2 separate regions of the Homo sapiens genome follow, and region 2 is linked to region 1. Evidence: chromatin loops called from intact Hi-C (ENCODE). Cell type or tissue: gastrocnemius medialis. All regions are shown on one strand.

Region 1 (5,000 bases):
CTGTGCAATTTATGATGCAACATTTTTTCAAATTATTATTTTCAAAAAAAAAATGCCAGCACATAATGCACTGTTAGAAGAAATAGTCCTAACCAAGTCAAACATAATTTCAACACACTGTCTTGCATGATCCTTACTGTGCTCTTAAAACTGAATGATGTTTTCCTAATGGTAACCAAAGTTTTTTCTTACATTTCATGAAACACAATATCCACTCTGATGGCATTTCAAGAATTCACTACTTGGAAAATAATTTTTTTGGGGTGGGGATGGGATATGTGAGTGAATAGTGAAGAAGTAGGAAGAGAGAGATCAAGATATGTCCAAAATGAAACATTGGGATGGAGACAAAGGGGAAAAGACAATTTGGCAAATCAGTATATCTAGAATAGTTTTATTTTTTCATAGCTCATTCTTATAATTGCAGAGGTGTATTTTGGTCTTAACTCTACATAGGGCTCTGAAAACTCTACATAGTACTCTGCCAACATTGCATAGGATTCAAAAGAATTATTACAACTAAAAAAAGATTAACCATTGAACTAGAAAATATTTTAGACATTTAGTAGCAATCTGGAGATCTCTGTCCAGATTCAAATAATCTAAAATAATCAGATGTCTAATAAATTCATTTTGGAGCAATGCAGCAAGGGTTTCCCCATAATAACTGGAAAATAAAATTTTACTACACGTTGTAATTTCCATTCATTGCTTTCTGGGGACCTAATTTGTACAATATTAAATGCCAGGGAATTATTTAATGGAGAAATGACTTAGTAAAGCTTATCTATTTGCAAGTTCAAATACTCTTCATATTTCATGTTTAAAGGAATATTGAAATAACAACATTAAATCAGTTTCATACTCATTCTTACATTCTCATTACTTGAGTAACTTGGGGCTAAAAAGAAGGTATTTTAAAATTACCATTTCTAACGTTCTTGTTAAAATCCTTCTATTAAAGTAATAAACGGAATTAAAATAGTGTCACCATGGGATATTTTGAGAAACAACCCTGATAATGTAATGATGATTAAATTTGAGTTCACAAAGATGTTTTTCCTTGCATTTAGATGTTGCCACTACCGCATATGAATTTGCATTTGTCTTGATTTATACAGCTGTTACACGACGTATCAAAGAATACACTTTCTTCAGCAAATTCTATTCGTGTCTGTATCTTTAAAACACTGTTACTCTCAAAAATAAGGCAGACTGGTGAGAAACGTAGACAAGTGTGAAAAATACATTGTAGTCAATATCCAAACCAAACTTTCATTTGAAATTAATATTACAAAATGTATAGTAGAATTAAAGATTTTTCTATTTTATCAGTTAACTTGTTATTTTCCAGGATTCACAACATAATCACAAAGGGTGTGTCATAATTTCAAAGACTGGCTCAACATCTGAAACAATGTCATGAGCAATGACCAGTACATTCCAATAGTCTGTTTTTATTTTATTACCATGAAAATTATTTCCTTTTTATTCTTTCTCTCTTTCTTCAGACGTCTTTATGAAAGACTTGCGAAGTTTTATAGATTGTGCAATGAGTGCTTTTAAATTATTATGCATATAATGGCTTTTCAAAACTTGCATTTATCTAGAGTCTGAACAATTAAAACCGAGCTACTAGATGGCATCAAATAAAAAGGATGCTAAATGCCATCTGATGTTTCTAACAATAACCTTCTGGCACAGAATAATCCCATAGTATCTCCTAGATAATCAAATGATATATTCCGTTTAGAAAACTTTACTATTAGGTATTTAATTCTTTGACATTGATCACCATTATATAAAATAATGAGTTCAAAAATTTCCAGTCAAGGAGAACAGTTTATTCTCTAAACCTATTGAATAAATGATGGCCTTGAGACCATCTAATTTATTACTTAATAAACCTGATATCTTCTCTATGACCAGAATATAGAATAAAGGTGTACATAACTGTGAGATTCATGGCAGGAGACAAGTTCCACTTGCTAGATATATGGCATTATGTAGGTTACTGAGCCTCTAGTTCTCAGGCCTTTTCTTTCTAAGATGGGAAGATAAGTACCTGCTTCTTCACTTCAGTGGCTATTTCAGGGCCCAAGCAACTAATCCACGTGAAAATGTGAGGCCCCACTAAGATTCTGTGGCTATCATTATGGCAAAAAAAAAGTGCTTCTTAATGTTATTAGCACACAATCTGGAATTCAAAGGTTGAGTCATTTTTAAGAGCTGTATACCAATTCAAATAGATAAAAATTTATTGTGTATTTATTCACCCATAACTAAATAGACATTTTAAAGTACAAGGGTCTTGTCTTAAAACATTGTTTCTTTTATGAGAAGAAACACTAGTTTGTAATAACTAGGATCACTAGTTTATATCAAAGTAGAGACAAATGGAATTACAGTTGTTTTAGGGAAACAGGAGAATACTGATATGGCTTTATTTGCTATTTCTGAGGATAATGCATGATTCTTTGGACATGACAATATTTAACACTTCAAATGAATGTTCTTGTTTACAAAAAAGTTTCCTACTAAATCAAGAGAGACCATTAAATTTTTTGTAGAAGTTTTTAACACCTAATTTTCTACCTGTCATATCTTTATTGATGATTTTAAGCTTAGGAAATTGAAACTATATAACTACAGGCCAGAAGACTCCTTAAATATTCACTTAATTGTCTCTTGAAGAAACAATTAGGATAGCCAGCCTCTTTTGAAAACACGTTTGACCACATGTTTTCATTTTAAAAACTTTTCCTAGTCCTTACTTGAGAAACAGGAACTGTGAATTGAATCTTTTTGTTCGTTTTTTTCCCCCAGAGATTTCAAAACAAACGGTATATCTGAGTTTGTGCACATGCAGTTTGACCTTGAGTTTCTGGGCATTTAAAGAGGACCTCTCTACCCTCCACTCCTTCCTCCTTAAGTCATACTGCACCTGCCAAGAGTCTAGTCTGTCTCCTCCGAGGACGCAAGGGGTCGCCCCTCTACCAGGATTGCACCAGCAAACCAAGCCGCAAACGCAGACTCAAGTGCGAAGGAGCAAGAGCATCGCTGTGGGTGCTGTCTCCCAGTCCCACTCCCACAGAAAAATTGGAATTGCAACCCAGTTCCACTATTCCTTCTTTCATCCCCTCAACACAAACAGAGGTCTCCTTTGACTTGGCCTTGAGATGATTAAGGCAGGTCGAAAAGCAGTTTGCCTTTTGACTCCTCTCGGCCCAACCTAGAGGTGCATCATCCCACAGCTCCCTGAGGCAGCGCCCGGGGAAAGCTTCCTGCGCCGTGGTCCTCGCTGGGGGAGGTGGGCACAAAAGGACTACAAGCTTTCTTTCCTGTGTCTTCCTTCAGAATCAGGGGCCCCAAAACTGCAAAGCGAGACGCCTCTGACACTCAGTACCCTGTCCCTCCTTGACAAGTGTGTGGCTCCCAGCCCGGGGGTCCTCGGTGGGGGTAAAGGAGAGAGCGTGCTCTGGGACGCCCAATGGGCACGGGCTGGAAGAGCGGATGGAAAGCAGAGTGGGTTGCGCTCCAGCCCGGGCTCCCTATGCCCACTGACCCTGAGACTCAATTCCCCAGGCCAGACCCTGGGAGGAGAGGAGGCGGGGACCGCCAGGCGCGTGGACACCGCTGAACCCCAGGCCTCCCCTTCCGCGTCCGGGCCGGAATGAAAGAGTGGGTGGGGAGTTACCAGAGTACACACCATTCGGAGGCCAAGAATAATAAATCGGATGCCCTGACATATTTAGTTTGGGCTCTCCTGCCCCCTGCTAGGTGATCCTAAAGGCGGTGAGGCCCGGCCAGGGCCCCTGTCGCTCTGGCACTGCCACCTTTTTAAAAGGCAATTTTCAGGTGAATCAAACCTTGTCTGGCCGAGGCCAGCAATACAAAGGGAGCTTTCAGGGGACCCTCATGCCCAGGGGCAGGGCAGGGACAAACAGCGGCCGAGAAGCGATTACTAAATTTCCATCTCACACAAGCCGGTGTTGTGTCCTCCGCGCTGCCCCGACGTCTGCCCCGAAAGGCTTCCCGGGCGGGACGCTGGGAGAGGGATCCCCTTGGGAAACCAGGTGGGGCCGCTGGGCCTGGGCTGCACGCCGCGGAGGTGCGAGAGCCCAGAGCAGCAGCATCGCTTCCTGCCCCTCGCGAGCTCCAGGAGAAGTTTCCTCCTCCCTCTCTCCACCAGCGCCCCCAACCATAGAGCCAGGGTCGCCCCTGCTCTGAGATCTGCGAAAGGACTCCCCATGGGAACACAGACACTAGAGCAGCGAGGGCGCCAGGCTACCCTGGAGCGAGGAGAGGTGACACCTTCGCATCTGTCCCTTCATCTTGGGAAGATTCTACCTTTCAGACAGACCAACCCAGGTTGAGGCTGCCGTGGTGGTGTCCGCTTAATTCCAGCTAGGACACCGTCTTAAGAAGCCATCACAATCCAACCCTCCAAATAACAGCATTAAGGGCAGCGAGGAGGCGAATCTTTAGGGAGACCCCACTCTCTGTACGTGTGTGTCCCAGGGGACACACTTGAAAGGGCCAGAGATGGTACAGACGCTCACATGTGACAAGAGAGAACCTGGAAACTCCGCACCTCCGGCTCCCCACAGCTGGGGTTTTGCTGTCTTCAACCCTCGGGCGGGGGACGTCCGGCAGCTCTGCAAACGCGCAGACACGCGAACCCCATCGCCTCGCGCGCCCTTTGGCTCCGCTGGTGCGTGTCGGGGATGCGGCCGCGCAGGCGCTCGCTCCCTGGCTTCCTGGCCGGGTAGCGGGCGTTCGGCTACCGGAGTCCAGCCTAAGGGCCCAGCCGAGGTCTCCCCGCGCGAGGCGGTTGCGCTAGGTGAGCGGGTACCGCGGCCGCGCCTCCCTTGTCATTTACTCAGCGGTCAGAGGCATCCTGCGTCTGGGAGTCCCAAGTGCCTTCGGCTGGGTGCCCCTGTCCGATCCTCAAAAGGAAAGCACAAATCCCGGGTGCGAGTCTAACCCAGGACCGAACT
Region 2 (5,000 bases), 410 kb after region 1:
ACTGGTTCATGGAAAAAAACAACTCATAAAATGAGTTTGATGGGCACAAAGAATTAACTTTGACCTTTCTTTGGCTTCAGAGGATCCAGGTCAACTTGGAGAGACTGGAAGTGTTATGACACAGGAGAGGCCAATGGGACACAGCCCCACACTCAGAAAACTGCTCCCTCTCACACAGCCAGCCAGCAACAGCCTTTCACAGTGATGTTGCTTCTCTTTCTATGTCAGGGTTAAGGTCATTTTTAGGGCACAGCGAGGAAATGTAGAGGCCCGGGCTGTCTGCACCACATCTGTGCTGTGAGAAACAGGGGGTTTCAGTTTCCAGCCTCTGAATATCACACAACCTAACCTTTACCTGCCTGCCCTCACCCTAGTACACAAAAAGCATAAAAATAAAATTAGACGTTTCAGAGTATGGACTAGCAAGGTCAAAGGTAGACATTCCTGAAACACATTAGGACCTTAGGACCTTCAGAAAAAGGTAACCGATACAGGCAGAGCCTTATTATTCAGCTATGATCATACAGTCTCCTGTTTAGTTATTTTACAGGATAAGAAAGGGTTGGGAGGTGAGTGTGTAGAAACTATATTTCAGTTACTGTTTTGGTACATATGGGGGCAGAAATCTCAGGTTATTTATAAGTATACAGGTTACTGAGGGCTGTATTTGCAAATATAACCAGTTTCTTATCATCTAGAGCTTATTCTTATATTTACTTCATTAATCACCAATCACACTTCTGGAATATAGAACAGAAGCAGTGAAATTGACATTGGAAGGGACATAAAGAGAGGAAGCATTTTACTGTGTGGTTCTGGAGCTAGTGAACTCTTAGAGAATAGGAACCCAATAATCTTACTCATAAGTATAAAAACATCATTAATAAAAGCTAGTATTGACTTAACACTTTTCCTAAGCTGTGAGCTGCCTTTTGCGCTTTCCATGTGGTACTTTGTCAATCCTCATAACATATCTGTGAGCTATTATAATTATTGGCATTTCAATATGATGAGAAAATTGGGACCGTTTCTTCATATTTAATATAATTTTTCTATATTGACCCACAAAGTAGCTGAATATTCCCAATGTGTTCATGGCATTCAAAAACAGCAAGTGCTATTGCCCATTTACAATGAAGGAAACATGTCACTAGTGGTGCTTGTGATGCCCTTGGGTTTCTCTGAGATTGTACAGATGTAAGTTCTTGATTTACTAAGCCATGCTAACTGAGAAATCTTTTAACTGAAAATAGTAATAAAGAAGGGAAAAATAACCTTTAGAAATACGACATAAATTGGTGCAGAAAGTGGTGCAGAACCAGGCTATGGGTAGGACAAGAGACAATTATCAGTGAGGTATGGTTTAAGGGGCAGTGGAAGTTTGCTTACACCAGACATTTACCTCCAGTTCAGGCTTTGCAATTAGACAAAGCTAGAATCAAACACTAATTTTATTATAGCTATTGTGACTGTCTTTGAGCAGAAGTTTAATTCGTCCAAAAGTTGCCGTGAGAATGAAGCTAGGCAATGAATGTCAATACTTTGAATGTGACAAGTCTTCCAATACATTTTGTTTCCTTTGTTCTCCTTTTCTAACTTGTCTTCCTTCCTGTGATTTAAAGTGAGGGTTTAAAATGAGGAATTTTCATATAATGAGTGATAGAAACATATGAAAGTATTAGAACCTGCCCTTGGAAGAACCACTATCTAATGTTATACTTTGTGACCTAGAAAAGGCTTTCAGCTCTTAAACATTTTCCAATCATTTAGATATTTATTCAGGCTAACAAAAATAACAAACTCAGGAATCTATACAAATAATTAGCTTGTCCAAAAATGGCACTACATTTTACATTGTATTAGGAAAGAGAAATTGCAATACCATAATATTGGTCAATGTTATTTATTATCTCTTGGTCTTTTCCTGTTTCTCACCAGGTTCCTATAAAGTTCCTGATAGTTGAAGAAAGTCAGGAGATCTTAGAAACTGACTTTCATTTATAACCTGCTGATTCACCTAGATCAGGTTACTGGGAAGAAATCCAAGTCAGACCTCCTGACCTACTCGAAACAGCATGAGGTATGCCCTGCCACTAAATCCTGATTCCTGTGTACCTCACCCTGTCACTAAATATGATTTAGAGAAACCTTTAGAAATCAGGTAAAAGGATTTAGTGCTTTACATGTAGGTTACAGCTGCTGGACTAGCTTTTATAGTAACGTAAGTAAGTAATTTATTAAATGGCTCAGTCATTAGATATACCAGGCCTTTAAAACATTCTTGTGAGGGAGGCTACTCTGGGGAGTGAGAAGATTAGCATTTCTCAGCAGCAAGTATTTTTGACAAGATTAATGAGGCACAGGGCAGAGGGATCTGTTTCCCCCTTTGTGTCTGCTCTCCTGGTTTCCTTGCCCTTTATTTGGTTGTCTTTTCCTCTGTGGCACCTGCTGTCACCGACATGGATGAGATGCCAAAACAGCATTCCTTTACTTCAACACTCTTCACACCTTCTTCTTCCCCCTTCTTTCTCCCCAGGAGTTATTCCTTTCTCCTCTTCTGGGATTGGCAAGGACATTATTTTAGTTTTCAATAAGAAATGCCTGATAGGCATTTTCACATTAGAAGAAATAAAATTAGGAACAAGATCAGAAACAGTTCTCAGTGATTCCTTTTATAAAAGGAAATCAGTTATATAGGAGATCATTTTAAAAGTACATATCTGTTCTAATACATCTTGTGTGTTCTTTCAGACCCATCACCATCTCTATGGTACCAGTTTTGCCTGTTAACAGGATATAATTTGCTTCATATACTGATCATTTGATAGAATGTGTATGTTCTCATTTTTTTTCTCATGTTCTCAGGAACAAAAGCAGGACAGACACTGCCCTGCTTTTGTAAGCTTACTTTCCTTCAAAAAGAATTATATCGTGCAGACTAATAACAAGTGTACTTTCCTTTAACAAAGTCCCCAACTTCACTTCTGTTTGTTCCTCTTCCAGCTCAATTTCCCCTTGTTGTCTTCCAATAAGTTGCCATCCTTCTTACCCACAAGTCTCCTAAGTATGTCTTTTGGTTTGACAAAACACATTTTTTACATCTTATAAAAGCTAATATAGCAGAATTTCCCATTTGTATTTTTAGCATCTGCCAACAAATGTTTGCGATGATCCCAAGCCCGAGTTATTTTTAGGTCTAAAGTAATGGCAGAGGTATTTAAAAGCTTAACAGATGGTAATATCTGTGGCTACCCAATGGGCATCCCTGGGTTGGATGAGGGCCTGGGAGTCTGGAAAGTTGGGAGATCAGCAAAAGGTACAAAAAATACCAGATTTCAGGAATTAATGAAGGTGCTTCATGTTTATTCCTGTAATTTTCTAATTTTGTAATTTTAAGTTTAAATTCTGGTACTTACTCTATCATTCTTGATTTGGCCATATGACTTAAAATAAGCAATTATGTATAAATGAGAACCATGAATTCCAAGAAATAAGTCATTTGAATTGCAGTAATCGTCCAAAGGAGCCCCAGTTTAATTTCTTAATTATTGGGCTCAGCTATGAACCTCAGTAGAGCATCTGCACATGAGGTCATTCTGGGGGTGTTCAATGAGTGCTTGGCTAAAACAAAAATGGGATTTCAAAATGTTCAAAAAGAAGATTGCTCATATGGTTATATACTCTAGGATAGAAAAAAACATTAGCAGGAAATAAAAATGACATTTTCTCACTTTCAATTATGAATAAGGCCAAGATGTAAAAAATGGGAAGGATTTAAAAGTCACAGTTTTGCAGGTACAATGTAGATTTTAAAAAGCCAGTACTAAAATGAAGTTTTGTAGCTAAATTGTGTATCTTCTCAGAATTTATTTCTTCATCTGTAAATTGTGAAAAATAGTAATAATCATTTTATAAGCCTATTGTAAAGATTGAACGAAATAATGTATCTAAAGCTCTTGAAACAACGATTAATAATTGTTAAATAATTAACTATTGTAATGCACTTAAAAAGCACTGATAACTCTCTCAGGGAATATTTTAAATTAATAAAAATAAGAAACACAGGGAGGGTAAACGGTCACTGACAAATGGAAGAGTGGGACTGGAATCGTGTTGGTAAGGATAAAGCCTGTGATGAGCTAAGAATCTGAAGAATGAAAGTACTTTAAAGTTATTTGGGGTGCAAGAATCAAGACAAGAGAGAAACAGACCAGTTGATTTGCATAGGAGGGTCTGGTGTTCAAGAATATTGTGAGATCACCCAAATCCTTAATTTTTATGTCACTCTCTCTCCCCTGTAAAATAAGGTTATTCTTACACTAGAAAAGGAAAAATAAGCATTTTAAAAAGGAAATAGAAATTCAAGACAGGTTAGAAGATTGGGAAAAAAGCCCCTAGTTGATTATGTAAATAAAATGTCTGGGTCCAGTGAAGCTTCATATTGAAAATTTTAAAATACTGTATGTGTGCCCCATTCTCCTAACACAACTTGCTTTACACACAGCAATGTCTTACACACATACTTTGATTTACCTGAAATGCCTTTCCTTAATTTTTCATGTGAGAAAATGCTATTGTTTAGACATGGATTTCCCAGCTTCCCTCGGCAGATCTAATCACTCCAGGCCACCTCCAGCTTATGCAAGCCTCTTTTTCACATTTGTTAGAATGTATTGCAGTGATAAGATTGTATGTCTCTCAGTCTCCCTGTCCCAGTTGTGACTTCTCAAGACTACAGACTGTAGATCATTTTTGTATTCTGAGATTCTTCCACAGAGTGTGGCCCATGGTTACATTCAATTAATGTTAATTTGACTGAATTTAATTTAAAGGAGAGAAATGGTTGCAGGAGGTTAGAAGTCTTGACATGGGAAGAATTTAGGGAATAAGCGAAATAATAACTACATTCAATAATTGACAGGTATTACATGAAAGAAAAAGTAACTTCAGAGGATAGAACTATGAATAGTGGATCAAAGTTAAAAAGGAAATAGCTTTTG

Evidence for each region. Hi-C counts contacts between places; a loop is a spot of excess contacts. Peaks named below come from ENCODE experiments on the same cell type or tissue, not always from the same donor. Only the 100,000 strongest peaks of a DNase experiment are listed, where the experiment ranks them.
Region 2: it touches region 1 in a loop (4-fold over the local background); 1 of 110 quality-filtered maps calls a loop at or near these places.

The regions. Positions count from the first base shown.
Region 1 is chr6:127,119,563-127,124,562 of GRCh38, reverse strand. The region is part of intron 1 of RSPO3 (R-spondin 3); the gene reads right to left. It overlaps LOC105377989 (a long non-coding RNA gene), which reads left to right. Exons shown (of 14, transcript XR_002956387.2): 4 at 2,827-5,000. Among named protein-coding and RNA genes, the nearest start is that of RSPO3, 3.4 kb to the right of the region's middle. In gastrocnemius medialis, a CTCF peak has its summit at 2,981 (motif pointing right); DNase peaks (open chromatin) are centred at 3,002, 3,322 and 3,619; H3K4me3 peaks cover 2,317 bases; H3K27ac peaks cover 4,090 bases; H3K27me3 peaks cover 859 bases.
Region 2 is chr6:126,714,413-126,719,412 of GRCh38, reverse strand. All of the region lies in intron 3 of LOC105377992 (a long non-coding RNA gene), which reads right to left. LOC105377993 (a long non-coding RNA gene) reads left to right here and starts at 2,003. Exons shown (of 3, transcript XR_001743837.2): 1 at 2,003-2,080. RefSeq lists a silencer at 138-247 and enhancers at 328-467, 478-557. In gastrocnemius medialis, no CTCF peak of the experiment used is centred here; a DNase peak (open chromatin) is centred at 2,072; H3K27ac peaks cover 2,187 bases.